Linked DNA regions of Mus musculus: region 1 is linked to region 2. Evidence: chromatin loops called from intact Hi-C (ENCODE). Cell type or tissue: left cerebral cortex. All regions are shown on one strand. Links, peaks and the distances in the headings refer to the core of each region. The heading gives the core; the rest is flanking DNA.

Region 1 (4,388 bases), core at 326-4,325, 190 kb before region 2:
TTAAAATGAATGAAAAATGATGGGGTAAAGAAATCAGAAATCAGGGACAGTTTCTCCAGTGCCTTTTCCTTTAAGAGCTGGGGAATGGACCCAGGGTCTCACACTGGCAGAGAATGAATGGACCCAGGGTCTCACACTAGCAGAGAATGAGCTATCTGGTCCTCGTCCCAAAGTAGAGCTTTAAATTTGCTACTTCAGAAACCGCTCCATACTTATTCTATTTCACTGATTCAGAAATACACATTTTATCATAGTAATTATCCCGGAAGTCTGGAAAATTAATAGACACTGGCTACTCTCTCCTCATTTCTCATCTTTGCAATCAACTGTGTCCTACAGTTGATAAAATCAATGCCATTCATTGATGAAATGAACACTGCTCCATGATACAGTCAACACGTTAAGGCCAGCTAGACACTGCCTCTATCCTAAACGCTAGTGAGCTAGGACTATAGTTCCAACAGTTCACAGCATGAACCTTAATTAAAACTGTTCTAACTATGGGCTGGAGAGGTGGTGCCATGGCTAAGATCAGTTCTAGCATCCACGTGGCAGCTCACAGCTGTGTGTAATTCCAGATCTGGGGGACTCTACATCCTCTCTGCCCTCTTTAGGCAACACACACACACACACACACACACACACACACACACACACACACAGGCAGACAAACTGCCAATACTAAATAAGAATAAATAGATCTTTAGAAATCTTAATAGCAATAAACGTTTCCCTCTTTTATTTTGGAGGGTAGAGTTGTACTATGTAGCCCAAGCTGGCCTCAGACTTACTAAACAGCCTAGGATGGCATCAAATTTGTAATCCTCCTGCCTCAGCTTTACAGGTGCTGGCATTATAGGTATTTTCTACCATTTACAAAGTGACAGGCACTTCTCTGGGTAGAGAAAGTAGACATCCATTTAACAGTAACAATATAATGCGTGCCCTACAGATTGTTTTAATTTTTTTTCCTAAGTCACATTTTAAAAAGTGAAAATAGATTACATTAATTTTATAATATATTTAACCCAATATATCTAAAATATCACTTCAGCCAACAGTGCTTCTCCCCCTTGTTCTTTGACCATTTTATGCATGTGTAGAATGCATTCTGATTATTCTTGCTCCCTACCATTTCTTATCTCCCTCCCACACATCAGCTTCTTCTCCTCCTTACAACCCTCATTCCCACATTCATGTCTTTTATTTTGTGACTCACTGAGTTTAACTGGGGCTGTCTGTGTGGCCATGGGGTTGGAGAAGTCCACCGATGCCTGGTCAGCTTGCCAGCAAGCACATATAAAGAGAATGACTCCCCCTTTCTCAGTATATGTGTCTGTACCCATTAGGTCAGCAGAGAGGGGCAAGGCCCCAGAATCCCTTCCCCATCGATGACTGACCCTTGTCAGGGTCATTCATGTGCAAGCCCAGTGCAGATAAACACAGTGACTCTGAATTCAAGGTTGCAGTGGCTGTTGTGCCCAGAAGATGGCTTCTCAGCCTTTTCCGATTACTTTCTCTTATATTCTTTCTGTGTCCTTCTTCAATGATAGTCACTAAGCTCTAAAAAGAGGTTAGCCCTCAACAGATGTATTTTCTGAGAACCTTGGGCAGCCAAGAGTCTCTGCATAGAAAGGCTTATCTGAATATGGCTAAGAGTAGCATTTTTTTAATGAATATAAGCATAGATATTCAGAAGGCAGCCAACAAACTTTAAAATGAGAAGTGTGGCACACAATTTGTATTTTACGATTACAGCATTTTCCAGTTTAGACTGGCCACATTCCAATCCCTCCCGTGGCTGTATCTGACATCTTGGCTTTAGAGTGATAAATGAACTTATAACTAGTTAGTTGCATTGCAGCTATAGTTCTTTAGGGTGGGGAGGCATACTTTATTCTTTGAAGAGGCAAACTGGGCGGGGGAGATCGCATGCCTAGCATTTTCAGTTGTGAGTTCAAGGCCCAGGACTTTAAAAAAAGGTTAAAAATGAAGAGGTTAAACCATATTAATTTACCAGCACAGAGTGGAAAAATTAACCTTATTTTAATGATTTCTGGGATCAAAACGAAGCATGTATTTTCACCTGGTGTCTTTCAAGGATCTTTCCATAGCAATATATGTGGCGCTTTTTGATTAGCTGGGTAACAGACACTCTATAACTGATCAATCTTCGAGGGTATTGGGGATAGGGACTCGAGCTCAGGTTGGCTTCCAAGTGCCTACACAGCTGAGGATTTGGATCACTGATCCTCCTGCCTCCGCTTTCCCAGTGCTGGGATAACAGGTCTGCACTAGCACTCCGGGTTTGAACGCTGTGGTTGACATCAATGTCCAGGCTCCTTGAATGCTAAGGAAAGCTCTTTGCAAACTGAGCGACATGGGGTCCTTCAGGCAGACTCGTAGCCGGCTGCATCGTGACCGCGGAGTCCTTCAGGCAGGTGTGCGACCGGCTAAATCGCGGCCGCGGGGTCCTTCGGGCAGAGCGTGGCCAGCTACGTAGGGCGTGGGCGGCCGGGCGGGCGCGTGTGCGCAGGCGCGCGGGCCCTGACTCCCCGTGCTCCCGCGCGCTTCAGTCTTTCGGCGGTCGGACATGGTGAGAGCACCGTCGCTGCGGTGCGCGGAGGCAGGGGTGGTCTGGGCGGTGGGTCGGGCTGCGGGGCATCGCGGGCTCGCACAGCATGGGGAACAGGCGGGCCTGCAAGGCGATCATTCTTGTGGGGCCCAGGCTGGCCTGGAGCTCTCCGCAATGCCCCTGCCTCGGCCTCCTTAGGCCATACTTGGACTGCCGCTTGAGCTGTGTATGGCTCAGCGTTTTCTGCACTTCTCGAGGCCTGGGATCTTATCCGCGGACCGTGGGCGAGCCTTCCTGGATTGGGCCGCCTGATATTTTTTCTTAACATCGGGGACTTGTACGTGCCTGTATTTTGAAGGTTACATGATCATTTACGAATGTTGTTTCATAGTTAAACATTTTAACTGGGATGGAAGGAAGTCGGCCTTGGCCCACGCCTTTTAATCCTAACACTCTTGGATTAAAGAAGTGAGGCAGAAGCAGGTGGCCTGGTCTACACAGGGAGTTCCAGACCAGACAGGGCTTCATAGCCGAGACTCTGAATAAAGTAGGAAATTTATTTTGGCAATCGCTTTGACCTACTTATTGGGTGAGTCTTAGAATCGAAGGTGGAATTTGGAGCTAATGGGTCTGATTATTTAGCAAAGGGGTTAGCATGTGAAGACTGTAGAAAGGTGCGCTGAAGCCTCAAACTTGTTAAGCAAGAGTGTGTATTTCTGGCATAACTCAAAAGATAAGCGTCAAGATTCGGGTCAATGATGAGCTGGCATGTATTCTGAATCTAAAGTTGATTATAAACCACTTTAGCTCTAGAATTACTCTGAGACCTGAAAGAAAAAAAGTACTGAGATCTGGCTATGTGTGAGTCTGAGATGTCACGATTTCCGGATGGTGAATGGGATCTCTGCTTTTTTCTTGGAAGGGCACACAGCAGAAAGACGTTACTATCAAGTCAGATGCGCCTGACACCCTGTTGCTGGAGAAGCATGCCGATTATATTGCTTCCTATGGCTCAAAGAAAGATGATTATGTGCGTATGATTCTTTTTTCTGTTGAAAGGTTTCTAAGACTAACAGCAATAAGTATAATACTTACTTGTATAATACTAATTGAGAGGCCTGATTTAAAATGTATTATAGGTGTACCTTGTATATCAGAGGTTGGTATTTGACCACATCAGTCATGTGCTGGTACATAAAGGGCGGAAGTGCAGGGCTGCAGGTAGAAGGGGTTTGCTCATTTCTGTCTGGGGTAAAACCTTGAAGGTCAATGATGTGTTGGCATGTATTATCTGAATTCGCTGATGTGTCATAACACTTTAGCTCTAGAATTACGCTGAGACCTTGAAAAGGTTTTACCTAAACTTGATGTAATGGTGTGCCTGGGGAAATGGCCGGGGAGGTTGCCAGCAGCAAGCAGGGGTGGCTGAGTTTGAGAAGGCCCAAGCTGTGGGGGGACCCTCCAAGGAGGAGTCATTTGGGTAAAAGTATTTGTGCAGCAGCTCTCTGTCTTAGAGAGCGTGGCATTTGACTGTCTTTACAACTTTTCAGTTAGTGGGAATCATAGGCCCAAATGTGTGGCCTTCTTGCCAACTGTGCACCTGGTTCTTTTGGGTTTGGTTTGGCAGCACGCCAGTGAGGCCTTCACCTGAATAAATGCTTGTGAGGTAATGCTTCATTTGGTTCCCATCTTTAGCGTCATTTATCTTTCCGTATTCATAGACTTCATTTGTAGAATGCAATAATTGATGCTTAGTAAACAGTAGGCATCAATACTGCTTTTGGTTAATTCACCTGAGGTTAGCACTTGGAGA
Region 2 (4,318 bases), core at 319-4,318:
TCCTCCTCTTCCTCCTCCTCTTCCTCCTCTACTTCTTCTTGGAAAGAGACACTTCTATATTTTTGAGATGATAATTGCAAAATTTATCTTTTCTCCTTCCTCCCTCCATACCTTCCTATATACTTCTCCCTGTTCTTCAAATTCATGACCTCTTTTTGAAACCTAATTGTTGTTACATGCATATATGTATATACATATATTCCTAAATATAGCCTATTTAACCCATACAATGGTACCTTGTGTGTATGCTGATGTTTCTTCATTGTTAGCAGCTTGCTCCCTGGTGGGGAAGGCCTCTACTGTGTTATGTGTCTCTTATCTTTTCCTCTTTACTGTGATTTAGGATCTTGTCCTGAGATCACAGATCACAGAAACCAATCTCTTATTGCTGACAGGTCCTATAGAAACTTAAAGATTTTTCCCTTCAGCTAATCAGATTAATAAAAACTGACATGAATGAATGAATGAATGAATGAATGAATGGATGAATGAATGAATGAATGTGGGGTCTAGGAGATAACAAGTGTGCAAAGACACTTGTCCCAAGCCTGACAACCCAAGCTTGGGGACAACCTTCGGGGCCACTTGGTAGAAGTTGTTCACCTGGTGACATGAGTGTCCTGCTGCAAAGAAATAAACAAGTGTGCTGAGTTTTCCTGGCCTGCTGTCCCACTTAAGGTTACTCTTGCTATGATGGAACACCATGCCTGAAAGCAACTTGAGGAGAGGACAGGAACCTGGGGGCAGGGGCTGATGCAGATGCCTTGAAGGGGTGTTGCTTACTAGCTTGCTCCTCATGGCTTGCTAGGTCTGCTTTCTTATAGAACCCAGGACCACCAGCCCGGGGTGGTCCCACCCACAATGGGCTGGCCCTCCACATAAATCACTAAATAAGAACATGCCCTACAGGTTTTCCTACAGCCTACTTCTTCTGGAGTCATTTGCTTTTCAGTTGAGTCTCCCGTCTCTCCAGCGAGTCTAGTTTGTGTCAAGTTGACATGAAACTAGCCAGTACACCTGCTAAGACCATTTATTAAAGCTGCAGTTTGAAGTATGCGATCTTTACCAAACCATACTTATAAAATACATGTGCCTTGAAGGCAGAGGGAGGGGTGGGAGGAAGTGGCAACAGAGAAGAGTTTAGTCACCCTGGAGACAGACAGAGCTTGCCTGGGAACAGGCAGTTTGAATAGGACTCTAGTCTTTTCAGTATCTTCCCTGTGATTTCTCCTGTTGAATGTCCTGAGCAATTCCTGTCTGTTGGTGTGGGAGCCATCTCATGACCCTCGGTCACTCTCAGATCACATGCTTTCCCTGATGCTGTGCAGGCCAGCTAATCTGCGAGGGAGATGACTTTAAGGTAGATGTTTTGGGGAGTAATTTAAAGACTTGTGTGACTTCTAGACAGCAGGAATTTGTGTATCTACAGACCTTTCCTCTCTCTGGGCATAACCTCTTCTTGTAGAAATGATTGTTCTCTTAGCAGGTCTGGTTTGGGACACACAGAGTCCATTAAGGACCCAGAGAGGACCAGGTTCCAGTTTGCCCATGTCACCTCTTGGGTAAATCTGCACTGCTCTTTAACACAGGACAGTTCATGGTGGAGGTCAGGACCTTCCTAGATGTCCAGACTTAAGAGGAAAAGCTAATATGTAACTTGGTTGTTGAAATTTTAACTGAGTTCTCTAAATTCCAAGATAGTAGTAGTGAGTAGCAAAGTCCTGTGCATCATACTCTGTACATAGGTGTACACACATGAACATTATCTTTATACATTGTGTACATAAGCATTTTACGAACTTGCAACAGAATACAACAGTCACAGCTGCATATGTTTATGTGCCCATATGCTACACATGCTGTGCACAATGTCACATTGTGTGAAGATTGTGGCTTCTTTTTTGAAGACCAAGAGTGTTCAATCTTTCAGCATCTCTAGTTGTTTGTGTTTTCAGGTTGACAGACGATCAATCATAACAAGAGACGCACACCACAGAATTCTGCAGTGCCCAAGGGCTAGCCCTGGGCACTTCCAGCTGCTTTCGAAGAATCCTGTGATGGGCCCCATGCCTGCATCGGAATGGTGCCAAACAAAGCTAACTTTTTGGAAAGTGGCACATCTGTGGGTTCTCTGATGGGCGAGTGCAGCTGGAAGGGCCACCTTCTGTCCTCAGGTTAAGCAGATCTGGGTCTGCTGCAAGCCGGGCTTTACATACCTCCATCTGCAGAAGGGTTTGGAAAAAAAGGTGAAGTAGTAGCAGCGGTGGAGTAGCAAGCAGTTGCGGGCTGCACGGAGGGCACGTGACTAGGGGCGGGGCCTCGTGTGGCGCCAGCCAGTGGCGGGGCTCGGGGGTGGGGCCTGAGCGCGCAGCTCCCGCGGCCCGGCTCGCTCTGCGGGAATGTGGGCTGGAGTGGTCCAGCTGCGGGGCCGAGGTGCAGCGAGCCACAGGGTCGATCCATAGCGCCATGGCCTGCATCCTCAAGGTAACAGCTCGGCGGTGGGCCGCATGCGAGCTCCGCCTGCTGGGTGCGCCGAGGCGTGGAGCCCGCCGCGGTCCCGCCGCATCCTCAGCCCGCCCGTCTCTTCCTGGCGTCGGCTTCCTTTTTGTTCCTTTGGCCAAGGCATCTGGGTGGGAGACTATGTAATGTGCGTTGGGCACAGACTCCTTGCCTGCACTGCTGCCGGCTGGCTCCTGTCTGGAAGGAGCTGGGCAGGGAGCGCGCGGCGGCGTGCCGAATGATGGGTATAGCAGGCGGAGCAGAGGGTGCTCCGAGACTTGGGTCAGGGCAGCCCGCGGCCTGTGGGGGGCCATGGGCTGAAAAGGAGTGGCCCAGCATGGGTGAGGGGCACAGCGTTTGAGAGGAGGAGGAGAGGGTGCAGAGAGCCCGCAGCCTTTGCTCCCGGGAACACATAAACTTCTAGGTCTACAGGTAGCCCTGTAGGGATGAGTTTTCTGGGGAACTAGCTCCAGGTGCCGGGACTTAAGTTGGAAAAGTTCATTAGATGGACATAGGTAGAATGTTGGACTTCCTTAGGCTCACATGTGAACAGACAGTATCTACCCAGAGTCCAGCCCTATTTTGCTGAGTTCTTTCAAGCCTTGGTACATTCCATGTTCTTAGTGACTCCTTAGCCACAGGCTTGAAGGCTTTGCGTGGACCTACTTGGTGAGGACCTTTTCTGGGAAGACTTGTTTCCAACTCACCGAGAAAGTTCACTCCCTAGCCTGTTCTGGTTTTTCCTCGCTGTCCTTATTCAGTTGCCCAGTCTGACTCCGTGGATCCAAACTTGAGCAGCATGAAGGTTTCCCATCCCGGAGAGAAAACTAAGGTGTTCGGTTTCCAGCCCCGAGAAGGTGCTGTGTGACCAAGGGCCACACAGAACAGTCTTGTGTGTCGTAGCACTTAATATAGTCTTGGGCTGCTGTTGAAGTTGTACCAGTCATCCTTCCCTCTCATGAAGCGAGGCAGCAGACCCTTATTGTGACTTTCCTGAGCTTGCCGTTTGTTTTGGAACACTTTCCACGCCTTTTCTTTTCTTTTTTTTTCCCCAAGGGTGGCAAAGTTAGGAGGAAATAATCCATTGGTATCACAGAATGCAACTTGAACTCACAGGAACTGGAACTAGGTCACCACATCGTCTCTATTTATTTGTGTCATTTGCTAAAAGGAAATCAAGGCGCCTGCCATGTCCTGTTGTTGGTCATGTCTTCCTCTATTGGTTTTTCCCCTGTCATGCATCTTCTGTCTGTGTGAGTGTGCTTGCTCTGGAGTGGTGCTGCTGATTGGACTTTTACAAATGCCAAGGTCCTGTCTGGTCACAGGGCTATATCCCCAGATCCCTCGAGGCATCTCTAGTGCAGATCCAAGGGCACACATAGATCTCACCTGTCATCCCTCACACAGAGGAGCCCCTCCTTACTTGCCTTCAAACCCTAACCATGAATCAAGATGAATAAAGATTAAGCAAATTCATCAGAATTCTGGCTCCGCCTCCGGTCACCTGTGTGGCCTTGGACAAGTTACACGACTCTGAATACTAAGTTGTTCAACATAAGATCAAAATAGTCACACAAAGTCTGTCAGGTTGCTACGGAGATGGGGCAAGAAGGACTTAGGGATACAGGTGTGTAAAGCCACTGCTTTCCTGATGTTTAGTAATGATGAGTTAGTTACATCATTCTGAACCCCCAGTCTTTCCATAGGATATAACTTTGGCTCCCTCGTAAGCCCTGAAGGGCCACAGTGCTTGTTTGCAACTCCACTTTTAAGGGAAAGAGTCTTGAGTTTCCTAAACTCCAAGTTAAGGACAGAGTGA

The links. Hi-C counts contacts between places; a loop is a spot of excess contacts. Peaks named below come from ENCODE experiments on the same cell type or tissue, not always from the same donor. Only the 100,000 strongest peaks of a DNase experiment are listed, where the experiment ranks them.
Region 1: a loop joins it to region 2, with 15 times the contacts of the local background. A loop is called at or near these places in 1 of 42 quality-filtered maps.

What each region holds. Positions count from the first base shown.
Region 1 is chr3:153,911,142-153,915,529 of GRCm38, reverse strand. It overlaps Rabggtb (Rab geranylgeranyl transferase, b subunit), which reads left to right and starts at 3,327. Exons shown (of 8, transcript NM_011231.2): 1 at 3,327-3,605. The coding sequence starts at 3,471. Gm24494 (a small nucleolar RNA gene) reads left to right here and starts at 3,840; the gene lies at 3,840-3,920. Snord45c (small nucleolar RNA, C/D box 45C) reads left to right here and starts at 3,341; the gene lies at 3,341-3,401. In left cerebral cortex, for the core only: a CTCF peak has its summit at 2,555; DNase peaks (open chromatin) are centred at 1,470, 2,452 and 4,037; H3K4me3 peaks cover 2,388 bases; H3K27ac peaks cover 2,569 bases.
Region 2 is chr3:153,723,211-153,727,528 of GRCm38, reverse strand. It overlaps St6galnac3 (ST6 (alpha-N-acetyl-neuraminyl-2,3-beta-galactosyl-1,3)-N-acetylgalactosaminide alpha-2,6-sialyltransferase 3), which reads left to right and starts at 2,396. Exons shown (of 5, transcript NM_011372.2): 1 at 2,396-2,484. The coding sequence starts at 2,467. In left cerebral cortex, for the core only: a CTCF peak has its summit at 2,522; DNase peaks (open chromatin) are centred at 1,140, 2,349 and 2,616; H3K4me3 peaks cover 1,674 bases; H3K27ac peaks cover 1,190 bases.